2 separate regions of the Homo sapiens genome follow, and region 2 is linked to region 1. Evidence: read pairs that join two places in POLR2A ChIA-PET (ENCODE). Cell type or tissue: Panc1. All regions are shown on one strand. Region 1 has its middle 5.2 kb from the start of H2BC8. Region 2 has its middle 3.8 kb from the start of TRV-AAC4-1.

The links. Peaks named below come from ENCODE experiments on the same cell type or tissue, not always from the same donor. Only the 100,000 strongest peaks of a DNase experiment are listed, where the experiment ranks them.
Region 2: POLR2A ChIA-PET joins it to region 1 with 6 read pairs; 2 of 35 experiments call an interaction of 5 or more read pairs at or near these places.

The regions. Positions count from the first base shown.
Region 1 is chr6:26,209,457-26,213,456 of GRCh38, reverse strand. No RefSeq gene overlaps it. Among named protein-coding and RNA genes, the nearest start is that of H2BC8, 5.2 kb to the left of the region's middle. In Panc1, no CTCF peak of the experiment used is centred here; no DNase peak of the experiment used is centred here; H3K27ac peaks cover 1,796 bases.
Region 2 is chr6:27,675,357-27,679,356 of GRCh38, reverse strand. No RefSeq gene overlaps it. Among named protein-coding and RNA genes, the nearest start is that of TRV-AAC4-1, 3.8 kb to the left of the region's middle. RefSeq lists an enhancer at 270-771. In Panc1, no CTCF peak of the experiment used is centred here; no DNase peak of the experiment used is centred here.

The sequences.
Region 1 (4,000 bases):
CAGGCATCTGAAACTCAGCACAACCAAGACAGACCTTATGATACTCTACCTGGCTTCACTTACTCATCCAAGTTTGAAATCTAGTCCCCATTCCAGACTACTCCCTTTTCTTTTCTGCAAATATTTAAAAATATACAAACTCATTGATTTTAACTTCTAATTTTGTTAATATTGTCCATATTTTTGTTTACTGTGGCTAACAACTGGAAATACTAATGTTGAAGAGTTGGACTTTGCCTAAAACTAGGTTTTATCCCTAATGGAATATTATGCAGCTGTTAAAAAGAATGCTTTAAAAAAAACGACATAAAATATGCTCATGGCATTGTATGGGGTAAATCCAAGTTGCCAAGTAGTGTATTCTTATTTACATGATGTCACACACACACACACACACACACACACACACACACATATAGTTTTAGGAAAAAAGAGTGACTATAAGGGTCAATGCCAAGATGTTAACAGTGCTGTTACATTTTTTTTTTTGGTGCAACAGACAGCTCCTCTAAAGATAACTTTCTCTATTTGTCTCTATCCCAAACTATCAATGGTGTGGTTAAGAAATAGGAAACTCGGCCGGGCGCGGTGGCTCACGCCTGTAATCCCAGCACTTTGGGAGGCCGAGGCGGGCGGATCACGAGGTCAGGAGATCGAGACCATCCTGGCTAACACGGTGAAACCCCGTCTCTACTAAAAATACAAAAAATTAGCCGGGCGTTGTAGCGGGCGCCTGTAGTCCCAGCTACTCGGGAGGCTGAGGCAGGAGAATGGCGTGAACCCGGGAGGCGGAGCTTGCAGTGAGCCGAGATCGTGCCACTGCACTCCAGCCTGGGCGACAGAGTGAGACTCCGTCTCAAAAAAAAAAAAAAAAAAAAAAAAAAAAAGAAATAGGAAACTCTCCCTAGGCCCTTTCCTCTCCAAGTCTCCCTGCTGTATGTTAAGAAAAATTAATTTATTCCACAAGTAATTATTGAGCACCAACTACATACCAGCTATTATCCTATGCAATATACAAATGAATAGAGTAAATTTAAGATACGCTGACTAAAGAAATCGAAAATCAAGAGAATAGAATATCCTAGCATAAAAGGAAATAAACCAGGAAAAAATAGACTAAGAAGTATTTGTGAACCACCTAATAATATGTGTGACTCTGAGCACATGTTCATGTTTATGAAATAATGTCCTAATGACCTCAAAGAGGATCAAATGGGAAGGCTAATTTAAAAAGTACAAAATGACTGTAAGGAACAGAGGAACAAGAAGGATTAAGGCCAGAAAGTGACATAATTTATGGTCATGGTTACCTCTGGGGGCAGTAGCAGGAAGATGACAGAAGAGGTCAAAGCAGTTTTTGGTAATATGACAAATATAACAGATATAACAAATATATTTGATTGACAATTGGGTTCAAGCATGGCCATCATATTATTCTTTATAACTTGTATATCGATTTATTACAATTTTAAATGTATCTAGAAGTACAAACAAGAAACAAGAAAAATAATGTACAAACATGTTTGTGGAAAAGTCACTTCAACTTCTATAAAAAGAACTTCTGTAAACTATGAAATATTGCTTATAGCAAAAATTTGGTTATGAAAAAGGAAATCTCCCCTTATACTCCAAAAGTCTGTAGATGCTGAAAAAAGAGTGAGCACTTAACAAAAATCTCTGCTACTATATAAGACTCGATTTTTTTTTCCCTTTTTCCCTTTTTTTTCAGATGGAGTCTCGCTCTGTCGCCCAGGCTGGAGTGCAGTGGTGCAATGTCAGCTCACTGCAACTTCCACTTCCCGGGTTTGAGTGATTCTCCTGCCTCAGCCTTCCAAGTGGCTGGGACTACAGGCCAAATGTGTGCCACCATGCCCGGCTAATTTTCGTATTTTAGTAGAGATGGGCTTTCACCATGTTGGCCAGCCTGATCTTGAACTCCTGACCTCAGGTGATCTGCCTGCCTTGGCCTCCCAAAGTGCTGGGATTACAAGCTTGAGCCACTGCGCCCGGCCTGTGAGACTTGTTTTGTAAGGGATTCTTCTTGAAATATTTTCCTTTTCTGCAAGGGAAAGGAAATACTTCACATGTACGCTGAAGTATTTCATTTTATCATTTGTAAATTCATTTAGATTTGTATTTATTTTATTCATATCCATTCAGGCACTTGTTCAGATAAATTAAACACATAATTTGAATTCAATATACTCAGTGCAAGAAATAGTTTTGTAAAAGATATGAGAATTGTTTTACATAATCAGAACAGTTGAGGGGTCAGGAAAGGGATTTTGCGTGGTTCCCGATGTTCAGAAGAAAGTCTACATTCCTGTCATTGGCCTAACAAGCCACTTGTCCAAGCATCAACCATCTCTTCCAATACCGACATGATTTATACTATTTTCTGAACTTTCTGAGTTCAAGCAATTCTCCTGCCTCAGCCTCCCAAGTAGCTGGGATTACAGGCGTGTGCCACCATGCCTGGCTAATCTTGTATTTTTAGTAGAGACAGTGTTTCACCATGTTGGTCAGGCTGGTCTCGAACTCCTGACCTCATGTGATCTACCCACCTTAGCCTCCCAAATTCCTGGGCTTACAGGCGTGAGCCACTGTGCCTGGCTAATCTTGTATTTTTAGTAGAGACAGTGTTTCACCATGTTGGTCAGGCTGGTCTCGAACTCCTGACCTCATGTGATCTACCCACCTTAGCCTCCCAAATTCCTGGGCTTACAGGCGTGAGCCACTGTGCCTGGCCTCTTTTCTGACATTCTATATAATATTTAATTCCTGCTCTGCTTCCCATGAGGGCATGTTTTGACTGACCAAATAGACTGAAAGCTCCTCAAGGGCAGGAAAAAATATAGAGGGAGGCGGTGGGGAGGTGTTGTAATGCTAAACAGTGTTGTTATGGATAGCCTCAAGAAGACTATGATATTTGAATACAAACCTGAAGGAAGTGAGTGAACAACACCTGCAGAAACCTAGAAGCTGAGTGGACCACTCAAGGGGAACCATTAGTACGTCCTTCCTGAGAGTGATGAGTACTTCTAGCAAGTTCCAGGAACTAGTCGAGTTGGCTAGGAAGGAGAGGAAGAGTAGCGGGATTTGAGGCTAAAGAGGTAACAAGGATCAGACAGTGTGGCGCTGTAACCCACTGAAAGGACCTTGAGGTGTTTTTTTGTTGTTGTTGTTGAGACGGAGTCTCGCTCTTTGGCCCAGGCCAGAGTGCAGTGACGCTATCTCGGCTCACTGCGTGCTCCGGCTCCCGGGTTCACGCCATTCTCCTGCCTCAGCCTCCCGAGTAGCTGGGGACTACAGGCGCCCGCCACTGCGCCCGGCTAATTTTTTGTATGTTTGGTAGAGACGGGGTTTCACCGTGTTAGCCAGGATGGTTTGGATCTCCCGACCTCGTGATCTGCCCGCCTCGGCCTCCCAAAGTGCTGGGATTACAGGCGTGAGCCACTGCTCCCGGCCTTGAGTTTTTCATTAAGTGACATGAGAACCACTTGGGGGGGTTTCAGCAGAGGAGTCATCTGATCTGAATTGCCCTTTATTGGAATTCCTCTGGGAGAACCAGGTGATGATGGTGTTGCAATAATAAAGGTAGGAGATGGCAGGGCTTGACCAGAGTAGCAGCAGTGGGAATGAGAAATGGTTGAATTCTGTTTGTGTTTTCAAGGAAGAGCTCATAGAACTTACTGATAGATTATTATGTAGGATGTGAAAGAAAAAGAGATGATTCCAACTAAAAGTGTATAAATGCCATTCACCAATTTCAAGATGATGAGATTAGCTGTTTGGCAAAGATAACGAGATTCTGTTGAAATTTGAAGTTCATATTAATTGGACTTTCAAGTAAATAACAGGGTCTCTGAGTATGGAGTACAACGCTGTAGGCTGGTCATTTAGTGTTCATGACATAAATATATATATATAGTATCTCCACAGCAACAAGGAAATATCAGTTCAAAAGAATCAGATGGAGATTTTCATTCTCCAGGTCCAT
Region 2 (4,000 bases), 1.5 Mb before region 1:
CTGGTATTAAAGGCGCGAGCTACCGCGCCCAGCCCTCAGACCCTGGTTAATTTGACAAGGTAAAGGAAAGAGGAGGCAGAAACTAACATTTTAAGAATCTGGGCCGGGCGCGGTGACTTAAGCCTGTAATCCCAGCACTTTGGGAGACCGAGGTGGGCAGATCACCTGTCAGAAGTTCGAACATGGCGAAACCCTGTCTCTACTAAAAATACAAAAATTAGCCTGGCGCGGTTGCTCACGCCTGTAGTCTTAGCACTTTGGGAGGCCGAGGCAGGCTGATCACCTGAGGTCAGAAGTTTGAGACCAGCCTGGCCTGCAGGGCAAAACCCCATCTCTACTAAAAATACAAACAATATCTCGGCGTGGTGGCACACGCCTGCAATCCCAGCTACTTGGGAGGCTGAGGCAGGAGAACCGCTTGAACCCGGGAGGAGGAGTTCGCAGTGAGCCGAGATCACGCCATTGCACTCCAGCCTAGGCAACAAGAGCAAAACTCTGTCTCAAAAAAAACCCCTGATATATATACTACACATTTTAGAGGTGTTATCTTCTATAACACTCCTTATATATAACTTCCTGAAATGCTGTGCGTGTCTAACTTTTAAAATGCTTCTTCATCTGCAAGTCATGGTTTGATGTCTCCTGCAGTCTATGCCTCATACTCCATGAACTCCACGCAATCAGTCTCTTTTTCATGACTGGACTTTTCACCTGAGGTTCCCTCTAGCTGAAAAGCTTTGCGCTTGGCTTTGCCTAGTTAGTTATCTTTACCTCGTGACTGTATCTCAGGGAAACTATTTTTTCTTTAGGAAAGACTTCCTTAAACTACATCAGTGAAAGTCCTGTATTCCTCGTAATACCATGAACTTTGTTCCCTTGCCACCTTTACATTTATGAGCATAATAACTAGATTGATGTCTGTCTCCCTAGAATATAAGCTGCATTTGGACAGGAACAGTGTCTGTTCTTGCTCATCAATGAATCCATACTGCCTTGCGCTCAATGAATACCTTTGAATATAAGACTGAACCCTTACCCTGATTCTCTGAGTAAACTATTATTTTCCTAATTTTAAGTTGAAGCACCGAGGCTTGCAGCGATCATCTGTCTTGCCTAAGTGTGGAGCTAGTATGTGAGTTATGGCTCACACACAGATATTCCTGGCTTTACAGTCTTGCTCATTCCTTAATATACTATTGGATGTGGGTATATTTTTAACAAATCTCCAAAGTTCTGATCTTTGTAATTCCCTATAAACTAATAATGAAAAAGAAATCACTAGAACAATAGTAATAGCTACAATTTATTACCAGCCATTAAATCAAGTATTTAATGATTTTTCATATGTAAACGAACAAAGCAAGCCTAAGGTGTAGGTGCAATTGTTGCTTACAATCATTTCCCTGTCTTATAGATGCAGAAGTTGAGGAGCAGGGACGTTAAATAATGTAAATAACTTCCTCAAGCTCACACAAGTTATAGAACTTGGAACCAATATTTCTATCCATGTGTGTCTGAGGTCAAAGTATTCCTCACAGCCGGGCAAGGTGGCTCATACCTGTAATCCCAGCACTTTGGGAGGCTGAGGCGGACAAATCACGAGGTCAGGAGTTTGAGACCAGCCAGGCCAACATGATGAAACCCCATCTCTACTAAAAATACAAAAAATTAACTGGGCGTAGTGGCAGGCACCTGTGATCCCAGCTACTTGGGAGGCTGAGGCAGGAGAATTGCTTGAACCCAGGAGGCGGAGGTTGCAGTGAGCCTAGATTGTGCCACTGCACTCCAGCTCAGACAACAGAGTGAGACTCTGTCTCAAAAAAAAAAGTATTCCTCACTATTGCAGTTTTCAGGAAAAAGGAAGGTTCTATGAAAAGACACTGGTATTAAGAGGGTGAAACTGAGCATATAATATGAAAATGATTTTTACAATATAGGGAGAGGCAGAAAAAGCTCAATATAGAGACACTCTGAGTATATGGAGAGTTGCCAGAGATAACTCGTACAAATATTATGCTTGTAATTGGTACTACTTCCTGGAGAAAATGGGAAGTGCATATTTCAAAGTAAAAGGAGGACATTTTTCATTTAAGAGAATGGGTATGAACAATGGCCCAGGAAATATTCCCTAATGCAAATTAAATGTATTGCTACCCTTGGATGCGGGCATTAGAGAAATACTAGTCTGCCGGGCGCGGTGGCTCATGCCTGTAATCCCAGCACTTTGAGAGGCTGAGTTGGGCAGATCACCTGAGGTCAGGAGTTCAAGATCAGCCTGGCCAACATGGCAAAACCTGGTCTCTACTAAAAATACAAAAACAAATTAGCCAGGCTTGGTGGCGCCAATTCCAGCTACTCAGGAGGCTGAGGCAGGAGAATTGCTTGAACCCGAGAGGCAGATGTTGAAATGAACGGAGATCACACCACTGCACTCCAGCCTGGGCAACAGGGTGAGACTCTGCCTCAAAAAAAAAAAAAGAAAAGAAAAGAAATTCTAGTCAGATACATGGTTCTTTTGGTGAAAGCTGTTTGTTTTGGTAGCAAGAACCATCCCACTTCCCTTAGAGTCCTTTCTCTTTCCACACTTCAGACGAATTTGCCTCCTTGCCCTCCTCAAATACACTGTCTTCCTCTAAGTCTCCCTGGAAGACTAGAAAGATCTCTAGGCAGGAAATCTGAATATCTGAGCTTCAGTCTTAGTGTTTATTATGTTGTGTCCTTGGGAAACTCAGTGACCTCTCTGAATTTTATTTTCTAATCTGTGAAATGGGATAATGAAACCTGTATTCTAATGTATTTTCAACAAATATTTATTGAATGTCACCCATATCTCTTCTAGGTATTAGTAATCTGACAGGAAACAAATATCTTGCCCTCATGGAGTTTGCATTCTCATAGGGAAGACAGAGAATATACAAAATAAATAAGTTATATAGTGTGTTTTTAAAATGATCGTAAGTGGGCCAGGCGTCGTGGCTCATGTCTGTAATCCCAGCACTTTGGGAGGCCGAGGCAGGTGGATCACCTGAGATCAGCAGTTCAAGACAAGCCTGGCCAACATGGCAAAACCCCATCTCTATTAAAAATACAAAAAGTAGCAGGGCGTGGTGGCACACTCCTGTAATCCCAGCTACTCGGGAGACTGAGGCAGGATACTTGCTTGAGCCCAGGAGATGGAGGTTGCAGTGAGCCGAGATCATGCCAGTGCATTCCAGCCTGGCAGACAGAGTGAGATTCTGTCAAAAAAAAAAAAAAAAAAAAACTGAGCCCTGAGATATCCTGGTACAAGGATGGAGGAGAGCAGGAGGAACCAGCAAAAGAGAAATTGAAGGAGAAAGACAATGAGTGGTGAAAAAATAGACAAATAGATCAATGACAAACAATAATGACAAATAGATCTAGAGAGACCAGAAATAGACCTGTACAAACATGGTAGTCAAGTAGTCAATCTTTGACAAAGAAGCAAAGGCAACACAATAGAGCAAAGATAGTCTTTTCAACAAATGGAAACAATTGAACAACTGAACTTCCACATGCAAAACAGTGAACCTAGACACAGACACACCCTTCACAAATATTAACTCAAAATGGATCATAGCTCTAAATATAAAATGCAAAACTGTTAAGCTAAAATATAACAGGAGAAAACCTAGATGACCATGGATATGGCAATGACATTTTATTTTATTTTATTACTCAATTAGAAAATGTTAATGAAGGATCAGGCCCAATATTAGCATAAACTACCTCAGTATCAATAAAAGATATTTTTAAAATCAGAAATAATTAAAGTGACACATACCTATTTTGTTTTTTTTATTAACTACATGGGCACCCATGAGAGGATTCTAATGATTCTAATAATCTTAGGATTGTCAGAAGTAACATATGGAAGAAGAAATAAGATAAAAGACCTACAAAAGGCCAGGCACAGTGGCTCACGCCTGCAATCTCAGCACTTTGGGAGGCCAAGGCGGGCGGATCACGAGTTCAGGAGATC